Regions from separate parts of the Homo sapiens genome. Here region 1 is linked to region 2. The links are chromatin loops, found by intact Hi-C in ENCODE. Cell type or tissue: PC-9. All regions are shown on one strand. Each heading gives the region's core, and the rest is flanking DNA. Links, peaks and the distances in the headings are about the cores only.

What was found. Hi-C counts contacts between places; a loop is a spot of excess contacts. Peaks named below come from ENCODE experiments on the same cell type or tissue, not always from the same donor. Only the 100,000 strongest peaks of a DNase experiment are listed, where the experiment ranks them.
Region 1: a loop joins it to region 2, with 6 times the contacts of the local background. A loop is called at or near these places in 3 of 110 quality-filtered maps.

Annotation. Positions count from the first base shown.
Region 1 is chr3:111,918,442-111,929,114 of GRCh38, forward strand. PHLDB2 (pleckstrin homology like domain family B member 2) reads left to right here. Exons shown (of 18, transcript NM_001134438.2): 4 at 631-774; 5 at 1,841-1,978. Among named protein-coding and RNA genes, the nearest start is that of ABHD10, 55 kb to the right of the region's middle. RefSeq lists enhancers at 425-1,624, 1,138-1,698. In PC-9, for the core only: CTCF peaks have their summits at 2,103 and 2,383; DNase peaks (open chromatin) are centred at 5,110, 5,520 and 8,080; H3K4me3 peaks cover 737 bases; H3K27ac peaks cover 7,041 bases.
Region 2 is chr3:111,712,074-111,722,658 of GRCh38, forward strand. PLCXD2 (phosphatidylinositol specific phospholipase C X domain containing 2) reads left to right here. Exons shown (of 4, transcript NM_001413064.1): 3 at 1,814-2,055; 4 at 8,650-10,585. The coding sequence ends at 8,809. Among named protein-coding and RNA genes, the nearest start is that of PLCXD2-AS1, 40 kb to the left of the region's middle. In PC-9, for the core only: CTCF peaks have their summits at 4,046, 4,249, 5,655 (motif pointing right) and 5,854; DNase peaks (open chromatin) are centred at 4,048 and 5,648; H3K27ac peaks cover 2,232 bases.

The sequences.
Region 1 (10,673 bases), core at 1,447-9,446, 210 kb after region 2:
CAATTAATTTAATACTGAGTGTGTAGTTTTAAAATATTTTATGGCTCCCCAAAGTGATGTGCCCTTGCTTTTCCAACTTGTGTTGAGAAGGAAATACATAAGCATGAATGCTCATTTGCAGGTAACCCTAGCAGCAAGACCCAACAGTATGCCTAGAGATTCAAGAGGCTTTTGCAGATGTCCTCACCTGGAAGATGGGAGAGAATATTGTGCTTGTAATAACCATAGCATCATGCCCAAGAGATCCCGAGGAAGATGCCACAAGTCTTCTGTCAGTTCTAGTTCTCTGTTATGCTGAACTTTCTCTATAACCTTGGAGAAGTCATCTCAATCTCTATATACCACACCTTTCTTATCTGTGTAATCTCTTAGTTCTTTTAGCTTCAAAAGGATATGAATTGGTGAACTGAAGTTGGTTTGTCTCAACTCTCCTGAGAGCCTAACTGCCAAGGATGGCATCATGTGGGAAAAACACATCAGAGCTCCAAGCGTGCAGTTGCAGGGATGCTTTTAAAATCTACATGGGCATGGAGACTGTGAGACCCTAGACCTGTGGATGGTTTACAAGTCAAGTTGGGAAATTCTAGAACTGAGGTGTGAATAATCCATTTCTGTGTTGATTAATCGCAGACCCCAGAGGGTATAAGTGAAGAACAGAGATCTCAGGAGTTGGCTGCAATGGAAGAAACCCGGATAGTCATTCTGAACAACCTCGAGGAACTTAAGCAAAAAATCAAAGACATAAATGATCAGATGGATGAGTCTTTCAGAGAGGTAAACTTTTTACCCTCTTCCCTTTTTTCTTTCTTTCCTTCAGCTTAAAAATATTGCTACTTATTCAGGAATAGGCTTTGGAGGCCAGATACATAGACGTCAACACAAGCAAACATTTATTCAGTGGGTTCCCTGTATAGAGTGAAAATACCCTTTTTCTACATTCCTTTTTTCTTTCTTTTTTTTTCCAACCAGATGAGATAAACATATTAAGCCCTCTTTAATGTACTTTATGAATCTCCAACCAACTTTGTTTAAACTAGTACGTGCTTTCTGACCTGACCTAACAGAGGATCTATCAGCTGAGGTGCTCTGTATTTAGATTTCAAGGTCAAATCCAGCAAATGTTTTCTGAACGTGCTTTACTATGAGTTGGATATCACATTGGCACCATGATGAAATTCACACACGGATCAAAAATCGATCCAGGTTTCTAGAGGTTTGGAAACCAGGGGGAAGCAGAGAGAACACATATTGCATAACCACAATAGAAGACAGTGGCATTTTTATGTTACCCCCATGGCATGAGAAGGGGCACGTAATTCTGCCTAGGGAAGATCTGTGTGTCTGTCCTTACAGATGATACCAATAGGCCCTTAAGTGGTTAGGGGACTGCTCACCTGTTGTCTTGCGTAGAGACGCTGGAAGCCCCTCCTGCTAGCATTGCGAGGAATGCAGAGCTCACATGCTGGGCTTGGGTAACTTTCTCTTCCCATGCTCTAGGGACAAAGAAAGACGTGGCTGCTCCCATGGTGGTTTGTGCTTGATCTTGAGCTGAAGCAAATAGGCAAAATATCCTTGAGAAGTGAGCAGAAGAGGGGTTATAGTAGAAAAGTTAAGTGATAAGATAGCTAGTTTTTTTAGTGAATATATTCTAGGCTCTCTAGCTCGCTTATATGGGAATCTTGCTTTCACATGGGCTCTCTGGAGTGTTCTCAGGCACCCGATCTGGCTGCTACAGTATTACTTTTGGAAATTTGTAGCTGTTGCAAATGTATCTCTAGGGTGGTCAGTTGAGAATATCCCCAAAGGTGAAACACTTCTGAGCTTTGGTTTGTGTCCTTAGTTGGATATGGAATGTGCTCTTTTGGATGGAGAACAGAAATCTGAAACAACTGAACTTATGAAGGAGAAGGAGATTTTGGATCATCTAAACCGGAAAATAGCTGAACTGGAAAAGAACATTGTTGGTGAAAAGACCAAGGTAAAAGAAAATTATATTTCAATGCAGTTTTTATGGGCAAAGTGGTGGTCCCAGTTGATTGAATTTAAATGTTGAATGCATTACTGGGGTTTTGGATTTGTGTGTCATGTTCCTGGAGGCAGTGGCACTAGAGAAAAATCCTAAGATCATACATTGTCAGAAACCAAGAACTGCCAGGTACTGGGCAGCTGATGCTGAGAGAGCAGAGTTCATATAATTTGTGAGCCGATATTCCTGGCAGCTTTATCCTACTTGAGATGAGTGCGTTGTTTGTTTGCTTTTTTTCATTGGCCTTTCTGCTTTTCTGATTCCATTGTGTTTTTTAAGTAATTTCTTTAGTATACTGAAGTTCTTTACCACTGCTGCCCTGTAGGGATGGCTTAAGCAAATTCAAATAGGGTTGCCTCATTTCTTTTATTTCTTTTCATTTTTCTGTTTATTAAACAGATGAATGAGAACCACTCATCTCACCTGCTTTGCCTTGCTATTGTTTTCAATGCAAGTGCACTGCTTTTTGACAAATGTATTGGAGTTTCTAAAATTTTCTTCTTGGGGTAGTCCTCACACACTGCCAAGAGAAAGCTATCTGTGAAACACAGTTGACACTTATCTTGGAAAAGGTTCTGTGTATACATTTTGGATCACAACCTGAATGGTGGCTGATATCTATTAGGGAAAGTATGAAAAATCACTTGCAAATTTTAGAATTCAGGATGGTAGTTGGGTTTGTCTGTTTATGTGTTTTTTTCCTCTGGGAAATATACATTACTCTCCTCTCCCATTCTGAGTTAGTTAGAGCAGAACTAAAAATAAAATTCCAATAAAACTGAAAATAAAATTCCAATTTGAGAAAGAAAAAGCAAATAAGCTTTAACACATTCTTCCTTACTCAACATGTTCTCCACTAAGCTGAGAAAAAGAAAAAATTTTTAGTTTGAGTAAGTTCTAGTGGTAATGTGTAGAAAGAATTTCTGCTGAACGTGACTTCCTTTTTAGGCTCTTATTTGTTTAAGACCTATAAATAAGGGCATTTGATCTTGGTGCCAGAGAATGAGCTCAAAATGGTAGTCAGAAATAAAGTCAAATTAAATGCTACACATCAATTTCTTGGTTACCAGCATGTCAGAATTAAACTGCACAGGCTTTTCATATTAAATTTTATGTACGTTCATTCTGCCCCCAGACTTTTTTTTTTTTTTTTTGAAACGGAGTCTCACTCTGTCGCCCAGGCTGGAGTGCAGTGGCGCAATCTCAGCTCACTGCAAGCTCCGCCTCGCAGGTTCAGCCATTCTCCTGCCTCAGCCTCCCAAGTAGCTGGGACTACAGGCACCCGCCACCACACCCGGCTAATTTTTTGTATTTTCAGTAGAGACGGGGTTTCACCATGTTAGCCAGGATGGTCTCGATCTCCTGACCTCGTGATCCGCCCACCTCAGCCTCCCAAAGTGCTGGGATTACAGGCGTGAGCCGCCGCGCCCGGCCCAAACTTTTAAGTAGTATTTGGGTAGTGGGTGTATTTTTCCTAAAAGGCCAAAATGAAGTCAAAGAGTTGACTGTCTAAGTCTGCAGTACTGAAGGATTCAGTTAATGGCTATGCTTTTCAAAGATTCTGCAAGAAGCCTTCATTGGAGGCATCAGATGTCTTGTGTTAATATTTTATTATCAAGTAAATATTAATTAAATTAAGTAATAGTAGAGTAGTTTTATTGCTATGTATATCATATTGGAAAACTCGTGCAACATAGGAATTAGGTATCATGTTCCCTGTGAACCCTCCTGCCATCCTAATCCATGTAGTTATTTATTTTGTGTATCTCACATATGGCATGGCCTGCAAATTCTATTTGTGTATTTCTCATTAATATCAGATTCTACACAAAAGTGAAGCAAGTTGAGCCAATGTTAAATCTCACTTCCCAGGGAAAGTTATCTTATGTTTTCAAGGTGGAATTCTCAGGTGGAATTCTAGGAACACGGGCAGAAACAAGCAAGGAAGCTACCTCCATCCTTCCTAATATTGTTTTGATGGCTTGACAGAGGCTATGCACTGGAGAGGGGACTACAGGGGCTTGACGCATAGGACCAGCTCATACAGCTATGAGGGAATTAGTTGGTCTTAGAAGGTAGGATTATTCTCTGTCATTACATCATGTGAAAAATGGCAGAAACTGGCTTGGGGTGAGGAACTCCAGAAGAGGATGTGGGAAGTGGAAACAAAGACTGGTCTAGATGATGTTACTACGTATTCTTGACAACTAAACTCAAATAGAGACTCAACACAGCTTGGCAAAAACATTATTATGTTTCTCAAATAAATTTATTCCACCATTTAATGACACAGCTATTTCATACACTCTGTTCATACTCCTGGCCAACTTTCATCCCTCTGGCTCAGAGATCATCTTACCATAGAGAAATTAGAAGCATCCCATCTTCTCACAATGAAGGCGGGGTTCCCTCCTTCCATCAAAGACCACTCCCTTTGGATGTGCTCTGGGTGTCATCCTATCCCACCTTCTTGAGGTCTTCAGTCTTTCTGCACCCTCACCCCCTGGGGTCAGTTTCTCTCTCTTTACTGTCAGCATGCCAATATTATTATTTTTAAAATAAATTACTACTTTATCGATTAACGATAAGCTACTACCTTATCTCTCTTCTCTTCATCATAGCTAAACTTATTAAACAATTTTCTGGGTATACTGTGTCTCCTTTTCTTCATTTTCCAATTAAACATTCTTCCCACTCCAGTTGGCTTAGACCTCTACTCCTCCATCAGATTCTCTCCTGTTAAGACTACTAAAGACCTCAGTGGTGCCCAGCCTGCTGGGTGCTTTTCAGTCCCCTCATGATCAGACTCCCGAGCAGCATTCAGTACAGGGGACAGCTCTTTTCTTGGTGCTTCTTCACTGTCTCCCTTTTGTTTGCCTCTGTGTACCACAATCTTCTGGTTTTCCATCTATTTCTCTTACCTCTTTCTCACTCTTTATCTCTCATCTGAACTCAGTTCTCTTGTACCCTCATGTCCTTCTATAGCTATGGCTTCAAATAACTTGTATATGCTGGTGACTATCATAGGGATTTCTCTAGTTCATAACCCTTTTTGGAATTCTGACTCATATCCTGTGCCTACCTGACATCCCCACTTGGATATTTCATGGGTATTTCCAATTGAACACACCCATAACTGAACTCTTGATCTTATCTTTTCCCTTGCCTTCCACCCTCCACCCTCCATCCTCTAGTTTTTCCAACCAGGAGATTGCATCTCTATTCACCTATATGTTCAACAGAAACCTGGAAATTGATCTTGACACGTCTTTCCTTATCATCCCTACATTCAGTTGATTACCAGCTTGTTTCTTGATTGCTTCAACATCTCTGCATCTCCACTAACAGCATTCTCTTCTCTATTATGAAAATCTCTTATTTAGTCTACTTCCACTTGCTTTCCTTCAATCCATTCTCTTCACAGCAGCCAATGTGATTAAAAAGAAGAAATTAGACCATATTACTGTGGTTTGCATCACACTGTACTTGACTATGCATCCAAATTCCGTAGTGTGATCTGTCACCAGCCTTTCTGTCACCACCCTCCCATTCTTCACAGCACTCTCAGAGTCACCTTCCTTTCTATCTTTCTGTTTGTTAAAAGATTCATCCTCCCCCAACCCCAGTCCTTTGCAGATACTGTTTTCCCCTACCTGGAATTCCCTTCCTCATATTCCATGCCTCATTGGTTCTGTCTTTCAGGGCTCAAGATCAGTGTTAGTTTTTCAGAAAAGCCCTCCTAGACCTTTCCAGTTCGGGTTAGATTTTCCCTGTTGTTCTTTTTACAGATAAACATTTTATAATTTATGTTTGTTTTGAGCCTACTAGACATTTATATCCCACTCTAGCCTGTGAAATAGAGGAGGGCACTAGGGCACTGTGATCCACTGTTTATCCAGCCCGTAGCATGTGCCAGGCAGGATACTGCCCAGTGTGCTTACGAATATTGTTGTTGGATTTTCCTGCTAATGGCTGGTCCAGGCTGGGCCTTAGCAAAACACTGAGCCAAACACCTGCCAAAGAGTGCAGCCAAGTTTCAGGACAGCTGGGCTGGGCTGCCCGTGTGCATATGCCAGGAGGCCTGTAGTCACACGGCCCATCATGCCAAAGCGTAAGACAGAAGGAGGAAGTGGCCTTTCCCCTTAGGGATCGTGTTTCCTTTTCCATACACCTGTTGCTGTGGTCAGATATAAACCATGGAATGAGAAAAGCAAAACCTGAAAAGATATCTCTGTTGGGCAAGCTCCGATTCAGATGTTAATAGTACATCCTGTAAGCCTGGCTCTAGAATTTTGGAGACAAGGCCGGAGCCATAGGAAAAAGGTTTAATAATACCTCAGAATGCCTCCCCATTCAAATCTTTTGTTTTTTATTTTTTTGGGACAGAGTCTCTCTCTGTTGCCCAGGCTGGAGTGCAGTGGCTTAACATTGGCTCAGTGCAACCTCCTCTTCCCAGGTTCAAGTGATTCTCCTGCCTCAGCCTCCCGAGTAGTTGGGATTACAGACTCCCACCATGACACTCAGCTAATTTTTACATTTTTAATAGAGACGGAGTTTCGTCATGTTGTCCAGGCTGGTCTCGAATGCCTGACCTCAGGTGATCTGCCTGCCTTGGCCTCCCAAAGTGCTGGGATTACAGGTGTGAGCCACCAAGCCCAGACATCAGCATTCAAATCTTGATATGAAATTACTGATGTTATTTTTTTGGCTCTGAAGATTGGTCTTTAGTGTTACTTCTTTTAGCTGATTTAGGAATGCATTTTATTTTGCACATTCGTTACCCTATAAAATATAAACCATAGGCATACTTCTATAGAAAACATAAAATATAGTCAGTTTGTTCTACTGTGTATTTATTGAACATTTTTGCAGCAGTTTCCTGCACTGGCCTTTTATTACCCTTAGGGGTACCACTGTTACGAACATCAATAACCCTGTTTCCATCTGACCTTGAGATACATGCCACCTGCCGGTTGTGTTCTCGGATAGTAGCCACATCACAGATGGAGCCACTATGAACATTGATAAAGCTTAAACAAGGATCTAACTCAGACATAAATCTGGAGGGTATATTTACTTGGTGAAGCAGTAAGCAAAGAGACCATCACATTTTCTTATAGCAAGTGAAAGAAGATTGGGACCTCTGGTCTAGCAAACTGTTTTCATTTAATGGGCCTGGTGACAGAGTAGGGAAACCGCTAGCACCATGAAGCCCAGCTTGGGCAAAGGCCTGACTGTGGAACTGGCTTCCTTCCCTTCTACTCCCCATCCCCATTCCAAGGCAGAGCCTGATCTCAGGCAATGGCTAAGAAGATACGGATGTGTGCATCTGTTTGCGTAGGTTTTCTGTCTCTATTTCTAGCTGTGTTAAAAATTTGAAACTAAAAATATTTTTCAATTTCTTCTATTTATGGATTATCTGTTTTATCTGTGCTTCTTTTTAGCGCACAAAAATCAAGTCAGTTGTACCAAAATTAAATAAAATGGTTAAGAAAAGCTTCTGATTCAGTAGACGTGCTGAGGGGTCTTCCCATGACCCAGATGATAAACATATATCTCAAACTATCCTTTTGTTTAAGGACAAATATTGTGTGTCTTCACACAGATGCATTGTTATATTTTGTAGCCATCCTAGCCTGCACTCTTAAACACATGAAACACACTTAAAGTTTTGAACTGAAGCTTAAATCATTCTGTGCCATACAACATGTACCTGAATGAAATCTTAAATTCTTTGACTTCCTAATGTTTCTACAGTAAGCATATATCATTGCATGTTAAATGGTTAAATCTTTTTTCCCACGATTTTCTGGCCAAAGTACCTGTTACTTCCTCCCCATCCTTCCTTTGGAGCCAGAGAAAGACAGTGAGCCTAGCCCAGAATTCTTCAGCAAAGTGTTAATACCTCTTGAGTGCAGAACAGGTGCCAAGTCACAGTCAGTGTGCAGCAGGGACCCAGCCCTTCCCGTGCCTCTTTCTTACATTTCAAAGTTGGCTCCCTGGTCAGAGGAAGTGGAACTGTATAATGGGATTTGGGGATTAAATCAATAGGATTCCAGCTTGAGGCTATTTTTTTTCTCGTAGTTGTTTGATTACATAAGTCCTGAGTTTCTGACTTTCTAGTTTTTTTTTTTTCTATGCTAAACATTCATCAATTGTGTAATTAAAATGTCAAAGCCAAAGGAAAAAAATCTAAGAAAGAAAGAATTATAGGATGTTCCTCTTCAGAGGCAGAGAATGGTTGGTTACTCAACAATCATTATTTGTTGACACAGGTCTATAATCTTTCCTCTGCAGTTCCAAAATCTGAAAAGTTTCATGGGGAAAAAAAGTAATTTTGTAAGGTTGAATATTCATAAATGTAGCTACAGAAATAGTAACATGTTTGATTAGAGGGTACTGCTCCAAATCTCACTGGAAATGTCATATAATATACGCTATATAATCTGTGTTACCTCTATGAAATTTCAGAATATTCCAATATCCAAAATACTTCCTGACTTATATAGTATCATGGACGTATGCATATGTCCAGACTCATCAAAAGGAATGCTTAAACATGGGCCATGTTTTTGCCTATGAATTCTACTTCAATAAAGCTGTTAAAAGAAAAACGAATTTCACATAAATGATTATGGGCCTAAAATAGTTGCCTAATCTATGAACCTATAAGGATGCCTGCCTCCCAAACAAAGCCACAGGGTTTAGGAACAGGAAGGAAAGGGATTTTTAGGATACATAGATAGGACTTTGAATGGACCTCCCTTAAAAATGACTGGCCAGGCGTGGAGACTCACACCTGTAATCCCAGCACTTTGAGAGGCTGAGGCAAGAGGATCACTTGAGCTCAGGAGTTCAAGACCAGTGTAGGTAACACAGTGAGACCTCATCTCTGTCAAATAAATAAATAAATAAACAAATAAATAAATGAAGGCTTAGAGACTATAAATTTTGACATATCACTGCGTCAATTCCAAACCTGACCGCATATCTAATGAAATGTGGCCCGCGTGCCTAGAGTGCTGGGTTCTGTGCTAAACAGTTTGGAAATTACAAAAGTGGATTTTAATTTTTAGGAAAATCTTTATCATGCTAACAGGGTTGTCAGAACTAGCAAACAGAAATACAAGAACCTCAGGTACATTTGCATTTCCGACAAACAGAATCATTTTGTATTGTAATTATGTCCCGTGCAATAATTGGGACATACTTAACATTAAAGTCATTTGTTGTTCATCTGAAATTCAGTGTAGCTGAATGTCTTCTGTTTTATCTGGCAGCCCTACAGGTTAATAAATTTGTAACCTTGAACCATCTGTTTATCAAGTATTGCACACTTAAATATGATAAAATGATTTTTTAATTGGTATCCTAGAATATTCTGTGTAGTATTGAAACTCCAGAGAGTTAGCAAATTAAATTTGCTTATTCCTTCAGTAATACAACTTAGAAGAGAGACAATTTATGTTATTGTCTTTTAACCATCTAGCAGAATAAGTAGTCTTTTGACAAGCCTTGCGTTTTTAAGATCATTCAAGATTATTGGCAACTCGTGTGCAAGTTCAAATTCTTTAGTGTAAACTTTTAACAATCCTGATCATTTTTATGGTTAGACGATAAATATTTCACCTCTGAATTTGAAATGTATCATCCCTGTCTGTACGAATATTGCATACTGCAATCTGTCACAGTTTTTGTTTGGTTTACTTGAGACATTTAATTTAAATGTAAAAAATTTACAATTGGGATATTATTTGTAAGAGAGGACTTTTATACTGTGAAGTAAAGGCATTAGGACCAAATATTTTAAGAATAGTTTTTGGTGGATCCTGTATTAATGTTCTATATATTCATTAGAAAAATCAAATTGTAGTTAATTGCTTTTGCCTCTCTCATAACCCTGGGTGGCTAAGTCAATGGGTCTCAACCTGGCTGCATATCAGAAAACCTGGAGAGATTTTAAAATGCTTGTTACTAAGCCTTCTATCCCTGGATTTGTAACCAAATTGGGGCCTGGGAAATAGTATATTTAAAAGCTCTTCCACATTGTTCTAATGGGTTAACTGGACTGTGCTACATGAGGACAGGATCAATTGCTCTCTTTTCTTTCCTCTCCTCTAGTTTTCTTTCAATTGTTATTGAGCAAATGAACAAACAACTCACTATGGAAGCAAATATAGGCCCAATTTTATAAACTGATTTCTACCTTAATTTACCCATGGGTAATTTATCTTTGTCTATATATGAATGTGGAACTCTAGAAACGTCAGTTTTAAATATACAAAATAGGTCAAAACTGGCATGAATTTGTGACCCAACTGGATTTTGCTCGTACATCAAGAGAAGACAAGTCAAAGTGAGAACAGTGCTGTCTCTAGGAAAGTCCCATTCTGTTTGTGGTTTTATAAATGCCCTCTTGTACATCTGGATTTTCCTGGAGTGTTCCAATTCCTTCTAATCTTAATTTTTTCAATAAAGTGAAATGTGATAAATTTATTAAAAATGCATTTTAGGCTAGGTGCAGTGGCTCATGCCTATAATCCCAGCACTTTAGGAGGCCGAAGTGGGAAAATCTCTTGAGCCCATGAGTTCAAGACCACCCTGGGAAACATAATGAGACCCCCATCTCTTCAGATAAAAAATAAAA
Region 2 (10,585 bases), core at 2,586-10,585:
GGCCCTGAGTGACAGTTGCTGCACCTAGATCCCTGTACAGTGGGAGTTGGTTTGCAAGGCCGGCCTCCCCCTGTAAACAGAAATTCTCCCTGTAACCTTTAGGGTCAGATTGCTCAAGAAGGCTCTTGAAGAAAGGCATAAAGACCCTTTTGGATAATTTGTACTTAATGCACTTTTTCCAAGGCAGAGTAAAGAATGGCACAGTCCTCTCGTTCCCTGAAATGTGGCCCACGGGCAGGCCCAAGATGTGTCTGACAGGTCCTGTCACAGGGCTGCACCGCCTCCCACCTCTCCCACGGTCCACTGCACAGGACGGCTTTCCTCACAGCCCCCAGGCTTACCACCTGGCCAATTACACCTCTACAAGGAAATCCTCCCCTTCCCCCAGGCAATCTGCTTATCATGAGCCTGTGATTAACCTCATTAACACACCGGTTTACCACAGACGTCATTAGCAGTCAGTCAGACATTACTCAAAACCATTAGAAACAACAAGAACAGCCGTTACCCAGTTCAGTGCAACCAGCCTGGTGCTCCCCAGCTCTGGGCCTTGGGGAGCAGTTAGTCAGGCACCTTAGTCACGAGCTAAATGCACACCGGAAATGAGGCTGACATCCAGAGCTCTTGTTCTTGGGTGCCCGGGAGGATTACCCTCTGTGGCCAACTATCCGGGGATGGCAGTCCAGGCCTCGTGAGCATGTGCAGGGCATTCCTCCAGGAAAAGATTACTAGTGCCTGGGACAGGGAAAAATATATTCCTTTAGAAACCTTCACAGCAGAGCTCTGAATTGGGACGATCAAAATAGCAGTTTCCTATCCCACAGCTGCCTCCCAGAAACTAATTAATGCTGTGGATGTAGCTTGCTAATTATTTTCAACATCACCACCATCCTGAGCGGTCCCTGTGGAGGCCAGTTGCCTCTGCAAAGTCTCCCCTGACTCAAGTGGCACACTCCCCACTCTCCTGGGAAGGGCAGTTCCAGGCAGAGCCAGCACACACGATTGAAAGTCTATTTACCCACAAATTAGTTCAGTGTTTTTATTTCAACTCCAAAAGCTGTCAGTTTTGTAATTACAGGAGACATAACTTCTAGACAGCGCTTGCTGCTCAGCCTAAGAGTTCTCAGCCTGAGGTCCAAAGCTTCCCCAGAGGGATATGAGGGTAGAATTTAAGAAGTCTTTAAATTTGGATGGGAAAAAAAATACATATTCATTTTTACTAAAATTGAACTGAAAATTAGTATACCCATAGATTATGAGGGCAGGCGGTGACCCACAACAATCTTAGCCCTGCCTGATTTTTATCTCCCTAGATGCGTCCATCTCACATTTTGGTTATCGCAGATATCTGAGATACCACTTATGCTTATCCCTAACTCACAGTTATGGGACTTATTAGACTTACAACAAAATATTTTTATTGAATGCATTTATCATGCAGCACATACATTAATTTATTACAAACTTATTTAATATATTGATTGCTATATTTCCATATCATAGATTTTCTTTGTAATCCTGTATATTGTATGCATTCATTTAACATGTAATTCTGAGAAGGGGGTCCATGATTTTAATATACTTCCAAAGGTATTTATGCCAACAAAATTAAGAATTTTTGAGTCAGACATATGGCAAGTGCTCTGTAAATCTTTGCTGATTTCCTAAAAATATATATTAATATAAACAGTTCTTGACTTTCCACATATGATTATATTTTCTTGCCTTTTTCCTAGCAGTCCGTATAAAACGGAGGAGTTAACATTCAGCATTTTTATGGATTGCTCTCCTTTTTGTGTTTTGAATATTTCAGGTTCTTATTTTCTACCACTGTCCCTTCTACAAGCAGTACCCCTTCCTGTGGCCAGGAAAGAAGATTCCAGCGCCCTGGGCAAACACCACAAGTGTGCGCAAACTAATCCTCTTCTTGGAGACCACTCTGAGTGAGCGGGCCTCACGGGGCTCCTTCCATGTCTCCCAAGCGATCCTCACCCCCAGAGTGAAGACCATTGCCCGGGGCTTGGTTGGGGGCCTCAAGAACACGCTGGTTCATAGGTAAGAATTTGCTTCCACCCCACAAGGAAAGCTTTTTAAAAAATATTTATCTTGATTCTATTCTGAGTAAATCGCAGTAAAGCCATGTAGTCTGAGGAGTTAGAAAAACAACAAAACAAGCAAAAAACTTTGTATTCGAGAAAACCATGCAGTTGAGGTGGATTGTATTAACAAAGGCTCTCTAAACACTTTGTTCATAAGTACACATCATACCATAAATACTGTACTCTCTAAATTTTGCTATAAGGCAAAGCACATTGAGCCAACACCATGTCTGTTCACTCCTGGTACCTGGCCACATGGGGTCCTGCCTGTGCCTCGCAGCTGACCCAGGCACTCATTTAAGAAGCATTCAATATAGGCTGCTGTCCTAGGTGCTAAGGATTCAGAGCTGGCCCTTCAAGAATTTGTTCTCCTTTCCATGGTGACCATGAGTCACTGAAGAAGCAGCTTAGGATGCCACCCACCATGCCCATGCTGTAGCTTCAAATACTTCCTCAGGGCAGAATTGAGCCTGGTTGTACAATTAGATAGCAGAAGCTTCAGTAATTTTGTATCAGATGGTGTTCCTTATCCCGGACACCAATGAATGATAGATGTTCTCAAGAAAAAGGATGGTTTATTTGTATGCGTGTTTGTGTGTGTGCGCGCACATATATGTGAGTGTGTGTATGTATGTGTCTATGTACCTGTACATGTGTATGTGTATATGTATATGTATAAAAGGAATGTTATAAATACATTTGGATAACAGGGAATCCCTTGCAATCCAAGCTAAGGAAGCTAATACGTTTGGGTAGCAAAAGATATTTACAAGAATCAGTTTGGTCCCTGAGTTTCAGGTTGACGAGCAGAGTTCAGATAATGAAAGATTCATCCAAAAACATGTTTCTATTTATTTGGTCCTGAGTTTAGGTAACATGAGTTCAGATAACAGGAGTTCACCTAGCAGGAGTTTAGACAGCAGGACTAGATTTTTCTTTCTTGGTGAGAGCTCCTGATTATGTCAACCATGGACAAAACCAGAAAGTGTTTTCTGTGTGGCTCTACTAAGTCTTGACTGAATTCATTATGCTGAACTTGGAAAAGTGAATTTTATAAACCAGCACTATATCTCTTTGAAAGATCCCGAATTAGAAGCTTTATTGTTTTAATAATATGTTTGTGTATCCACACTGTTTTCCTCATGCCTCTGGTATATTTGTAGATCAACATTATTTATATATTCATTCAACAAACATTGAGCACCTAGGAAGAGCTAGGTACAAAGATTCAAGGTGAATATTATACTGTCTGCTGTCAAGGAACTCACAGTCTAGCAGCAGAAACTGGCATGAAAATTTCTATAAAGCAATGTGAAATACCACTGTGAAGAAGTCTGTGCAGACAGCCATACTAATAATGGAGAGGGAGTATTTAAAAAACTAAGGATAAGTTATATCTGTATACCATATTCTGAATATCAAATGGCTTTTTGCAGATGATTTCATTTGATTCTTAAATCAAGTCAGCCTCTAGGATGGCACATTGTCTACAGCATATTATCATCCCCTCTTTAGATGGGATTCAGGGAGCTTAAGTGACCCCAATCCATACAGCTAGTAAAAGTCAAGAATACCTCTCAGACTCTGGCCTTCTGATCGTTAGACCACTGCCCTTTTCAGCGTTGGACACTGACTTGGATACTGCATATTTTTGTGCTTATTCTTTTCTGTTCCACAGGCCTGCAGTTGTCTTATTAGTACCTGAATCTGGTAATATCTCACAGGTTATAACTAGTAACCCACAATGTCACAAAGCTTTTCATATCTGTACATTCCTAAAACTTTAATCTGGCTGCAAGTGAAACATTGGCTCTTTCCTTTATGATGAGAGATAATGATGTTGGCATGCGCCCAAAGCCAAGGGATCCTACTATGCCAGAGCCCTTGCACTACTGCTAGCAGCAAGCCAATGTCCCCAAGCTTGGAAAGATACTTTCTTTGGCATCTCGCCCCCCTGCCGGCCATAAGAATATTGCAAGTATGCATGCATTCCTAGTCCTGCACATCAACTGAAGGAGGAAAATATAGCTCTGGTTGAGTTTGTTCCAAAAGGCCAGTGCAGAGTGTGGCTGTCATTTCCTCTGGGCTGTTGAACAAACATAGGACCTTCCCCTGTGTGCCAACACCCAGAGGGTCTGTCCTAACAACTGGTCGCTGGCACTGGTGGTCAGCTCAAACCAAGAAAAAAAAGACAGGGTATATTTTCTTACAAATGTAGAGGTGGTTTCTCGGCAGGGATTTAACCCCCTAACTCTTCGATAAACTTTGGAGCTAAGATCTTGTTCATTTTGGTTCAACACCGTAGAAGGAAGCCACAAGAAATATAGCCATTTGACTCAATTTCCATGGTGGTTTCTCCCAGACTTATAGAAACCTGAAATTCAGGTTCATGGCACTCTCACTGAAATCATATGAAAATGCTTTGCCTAAGCTTGAGGACAGAGCATCCATGAACTCTATAAGGGAACATGGACTGAAATCAGAAGGCCTGAGAGTGCAGCCTGACATGCTCCCTGTTCCAGGGTGCATTGTGTTGTGCCCCGTCCCATCCCCGCCATCCCCAAGCTCACATATTGAAGTCCCAACTCTCAGTTACCTCAGAATGTGGGTACATTTGCAGATACGGCCTTTAAAGAGGTAATTAAGTCAAAACGAGGATATTAGGGTGGGCCCTAATCCAGTCTAGCTGGTATCCTTAAAAGAAAAGGAAATTTAGACACACAAAGAGACACCACAGATATGTGTTCACAGAGGAAAGGCCATGTGAGAATGCAATAAGAAGGCGGCTGTCTGCAAGCCAAGGACAGAGGCCTCAGGAGACATGAAATCTGATGACACTTTGATCTTGGATGTCCAACTTCTAAAACAAGAGAAAATACATTTCTGTCATTTAAGCCAACCAGTATGTGGTGTTTTGCTATGGTAGCCCTAGCAAATCAATGCAGTCCCTGAGCAACAGGGTGGCCGTGGACAAGTTTTCTGAGGTCTCTGAGCTGTGGTTTTCTCACCAGTTAAACAGGATTAATAAACCTCATCAGATTGTAGCCTTAACATGAAAATGCCAGCCACAGTGGCTGGCAGAAAATAGACATGCCATCCCTATTTGTAAAGACACCCAGAAACACTATGGACCACCCTTGTTCCCAGCTGGGCCCCAAGGTCAAAGGGAAGTTTTTAACCTCCTGCTCTGCCATCCATGGGAACTGTTGCCTCACGGGCCTGTCAGCACTGTCAGGTTCAGCCTTTTGCACAGATCCCTTGTCCTGGTAAATACCAAGAGCTGAGAAAATAAAGTAGCTCCTCTTCACTGTGGGTTCTGCATTTCCCCTTCTTCGTACTTAATCCTAATTATTTGATCCTTGCCTTGGAGAAGGTTGACACATGCTACCCGAAGCTGACACAGAACTCTTTGTCACTGGAAACCACAGGTACATACCTTTCACTGCATTTCTCTGCTCAGGCTCCAGGGATCCTCCAAGGTGAGGAGGCTCTGGCTGCAGTGACTGGAGTTACAAGCCTTTAAGGCTCATTTCCCTGTAATGACCAGCAGAGGGCGCCTGCACCTCATACTTCAACACTGACTCAGGCTTTTAAAATGAAGTCTTGAATCTATCAGGTTCAGTACTACTGTGTCCTTGGTGTGGTTCCTTGTGTATCCTTGGTCTATCTTTAAGGAAGTCTGTATTTGCAGCTTCTCACTTCCAAACCACAACATGTTGTCACGTAAGCAGGAGGATGTGACCTCTTTAAGGTGTAGTTTCTTACTCCCAGCCACCAAATATTTCTACCTCACACTCTTCCAGTTATGATTCCTTACCTTTTTTTTTTTACCACACTTATCATATCACAGAAACTCTTCTAAACACTTTACATGTATTATTTTGTTTAATTCCCCAAAAATCTGTATGAAGCATTATTATTATCACTCTTCAGGAGTCCCCGTTCAAAATGGAAGTACCCCTGGGAGGGTGATCTTTTAAGTCATAATCAGCTATTAATATAAAAATATAGGCCAGGCGCAGTGGCTCACGCCTGTAATCCCAGTACTTTGGGAGGCCGAGGTGGGCGGATCACCAGGTCAGGAGATCGAGACCATCCTGGCTAACACGGTGAAACCCCGTCTCTACTGAAAATACAAAGAAATTAGCTGGGCGTGGTGGCGGGCGCCTGTAGTCCCAGCTACTCGGGAGGCTGAGGCAGGAGAATGGCGTGAACCCGGGAGACGGAGCTTGCAGTGAGCCAAGATCGCGCCTCTGCACTCCAGCCTGGGGGACAGAGGAAGACTCCGTCTCAAAAAAAAAATAAGATGATGGATAGATGATAGATAGATAGATAGATAGATAGATAGATAGATAGATAGATTGATTGATTTATGATATGTGTTTTAGCCCGTGGCTGATTGTAGAGTCCACTGAGAGAGGGAGGAGACCCAGGACTGATTATAGTTATGGTAAGAGAAAAAGAAAGAGGAGAAGGACAAAATGCTACCAAGGCCTGAACAGGGTTGTCTGGAAAACTGAGAAGTCAAGATATGTGCTGAAAGAAGGGCAGGCAGCATCAAGGGAGAGTTTCTTCTGTCTTCTTTAAAGCATTCTCAGCCTACTGAGTATGTATTGAGCTGTTTTTACTATGATGTAAACTGTGAGTACACTTTATTGCTTTCTTCTCTATGCTGCCTGTGGTAGTTTACACTTACTATTAATGCAGAAATTATCACATTGAATTTTCATTATTCCTTTATGTCACTAAATAACTGGCTGTCACCTAGGAAGCCTTTGATTAATAAAATGAGACTGAAAGACCGTTAGTGAGACAACTGATTAAGTATTGGTCTATTAAGAAGCCACACTTAGTGATCGAATAACTGTATATCCATATGAAAAAAGTAAGCCTTGACCTCCTACTTTATACCATAAACAAAAATCAATTTGAGATGGTTCTTAGAGCTAAACCTAAAAGCTAAAAACCATAAAGCTTTTAGAATAAAACATAGGATATGTTTGTAAATTTGGAGTGGACTGAAGTGGTTCTTAGATCACAGAAGCCATAAAAGAAAAAAAATGGACAAATTAGAATCTGTAAAAATTAAGGAATTCGGCTCATGAAAATATGTCACTGAGAAAACTGACAGACAAGCTATAGGCTAGGAGAAAATATTCACAAAATATATCTGACAGAAGACCAGTATCTAGGCTATATAAATAACTTCTACAACTCAACAATTTTTTTAAAAGAAAATGAAAAAATGAGTAAAAGAATTGAACAGATAACAGTTTTACTCATAATATCCAAAAAACTGGCAATAGCCCAAGTGTCCATCCTGCCAGTGTAGGAAACTGGATACACAAACTGCAGTATATACATACAATGGAATTCTCTTCATTGATTTTGAAAGGCAACGAACTACTGATACATGCAGCAACGTGGATGAATTTCAGAACAATTATGCCAAGTGAAAGAAAACTCACGTGAAATAATACATTTTTCATGGCTTATATGAAGTTTTAAAACAGGCAAATCTAATCTACAGTGGAAAAAAAAATCAGTATAGCTGTTGCCTCTGGGAGAATGGGGCAGGTGTTGATGAGGAAGGGGCTTGCAGGAACTTTCTGGAGTACCAGTTATGTTCTAGACCTTGATATGAGTTTGAATTATGTGTACGTATTTGTCAAAACTCGGCAAGTGTACCATTAAGATTTGTGAATTTTATTGAGCGTAAACTTTATGTTAAAAGAAGAACAAATTAAAAACAGATATTGAACTCCAGTTAATCATATGCATGCTGAAGTACTTAGGGAATGTGTATAGATGCTTGCAGTTGGAATATGTCAAAAATACAAGATGGATTGATGGAAGGATAGTGACAGATTGATGGATAGATATGTGGTAAGCAAGTATAGTTAATGGTGGGATCTAGGTGGTGGATATATTTGCTGCAAAATTCTTTCAACATTGCCATATGTTTGAATATTTTCATGATTTAAAAAAATTAAAGAACCCATTAAAGCTGAGGCTCTTGGTCTTAGTTTTTCTTTTTCTTTTTTCTTTTTTTTCAGACAGAGTCTCACTCTGTCACCCAAACTGGAGTGCAGCTCTTGGCTCACCGCAGCCTCAACCTTCCAGGCTCAGGTGATTACCCCTCCTCACAGACAGGGTTTCACCATGTTTCCCAGGCTGATCTCAAACTCCTGGATTCAAGTGATCCACCCACCTCAGCCCCCCAAAGTGCCGGGATTACAGGCATGAGCCACCGCACTGGGCCTGATCTTAGTTTTTCAAGTTCCTGTTGACATGGTATCTCTTTGATGCTGGAAGCAAATAATCTCCTCTTCCAGCAGAGAAACCCTGGAAAGTGTAATTTTCTAATGGAATAGAGACTACTTCATCCCTGAAGGAGATATAAAGCTTAAATGGAAATACCTCTGAAAGCTTGTGCTCTTATTAACATATTTTTGTAATATTAAGGGAAATGTTTTATGTCCATGTCTGGAGAAGACCCTCTAAGCTGTACTGTATCCACTCTCTTCCTCCAACACTTTCCTCTGTATAGGAATCTTCCTGCCATCCTGGACTGGGTGAAAACTCAGAAGCCTGGAGCCATGGGTGTCAACATCATCACATCTGACTTCGTGGACCTGGTGGACTTTGCTGCGACTGTCATCAAGTTGAATGACCTCCTACAGGAGGACACAGCTCTGGCTAAATGCTGATTTAATTTTTAATTTAACCTTAATGTTGAATTTGTTGATCCAGGGTAGAGTTCTAAAGGATGTCCTGTTAGGATGGCCCCTGGGGCAGTGATGATGAAGTAAGAGGAAGATGGCTTTTTTTTCTCCCTTCCTCACAGGGCCATTTAGATAAAATTACAGGGCTATTAATTGCATTTTTCCCAAATGAGACTTTTTTTAAAACTTAAGTCCAAGGGAAGAAAGCACGCTTCATGTGACCAAGGTCAGGACCTCCCCAGTGGCTTATGGTGGTGAATGGAATTTGGAAATAGGATCTCTAGGACCCATTGGGGTATTGAGTGTCCCCCTAATTGGCCCAGCTCCCTATTGTCGTCTGGGGTGTTGTGTTTGAGCCGGTGAAAAAGTTGAACCAGAAACACATTCCTGGTGAAAAAGACTGGCTCATTGCAGCTGTGGACCACCATCTGGGGTGGATCTAACATCAACCAGGGGCTCTGAGGGGGAAAAGAGCCAAGCACCAGGTCTCTCTAGGATTGTTGGATGTCACCACTTTTCTGAGAGAGTAGGACTCATTTATCACTAAGATGTTTCAAACACAAGCTGTTCTTTCATAGCGTATACTGGTAACTGGTCACCTCATTCTTCAGATAAACAGTGCATACTACCCTTAGTATCAGAAACATGCTTCCCAGTTTTAAAACTTGGATTCCTTTCTATTTCTTTTGGCCCCTTCTTAAAAGTGAAAAGAACAATGATGGGAGATCTTTTTAGCGTGGGGCCCAACAAGAGATAGATATGCATGTTTGCTGCATGCCAGATATCTTTTATTTAATTCTACAGCTTTTTCCAGAATGGCTGCCAGGTAGAGCACCTGCATCATTTTGGCAAAGTCCTCTTTGGAGTGGGGTCTTCAAGCCTGATCTTGGAATTGCGTTTTATTATTGTCTGCCTAGGACTCAGGTCTGCACTGTGGGACACAACGCTAAGTGGAAGGCCCCTTATCCATGGCACCATGGAAGCAGGCGCAGGATGCATGGGAAACTGCAATGGCATTAAAGGAGGAAGCTCCAAGTGGATTTGGAGCCATTCTATAACTCCTTGAAAACAAGACTACCTCGGGGATATTTAGGATGACTCGTGTGTCACCAAGTGAGAAATACCTAGTGTTGGAACATTTCCAGTCCTTCTCTTGATGGTTCTACTTTCTGCAGGTTGTTTTGAGCCTACCAATCACTACTGCATGAGGACTTTGAAACTCGAGAGGGAATTTTTTTTTTATCGATAAGAGGTGCTTATCTATAAGGAGCCCTCTTGTGTTTTGATTTATTTATTTATTTATTTATTTATTTATTTATAGATTAAATATCTGCCGTGCTTCTTACATCAAGAGCACTCACACAGGAGCTTACTGAACTTTTCTTACCCAGGATAGATGCTGCTATGGTCTTTCTGTCCTGAACAGGACCACGCATCTCAGGGCTGTGAGTGATTCCTGACTCTGCTGTTCATGTCCTGGCTCCCCCAGTCCTCCTGGGGACAGTATACATGTGTGGATGTGGTCTAGATCTGAGAAGTCACTACCAAGCCATGCCCATGAACGAAGATAAAATGGGTCGTGAAGAACTATTAGTTCATAAGTAGACCCTCCAGAAGAGTGTTGAAAAGAAAGGCTCTAGAAAGAAAACTAGGCATGGAAATGTGTGCACTTTGTTGCTCCTCAGCACCATCTGAGAATCCCTAAGGAAGTGGCAGCTTCTGGATTCTTAAGAAGGAAATATAAACATGGAGTCCCGAATG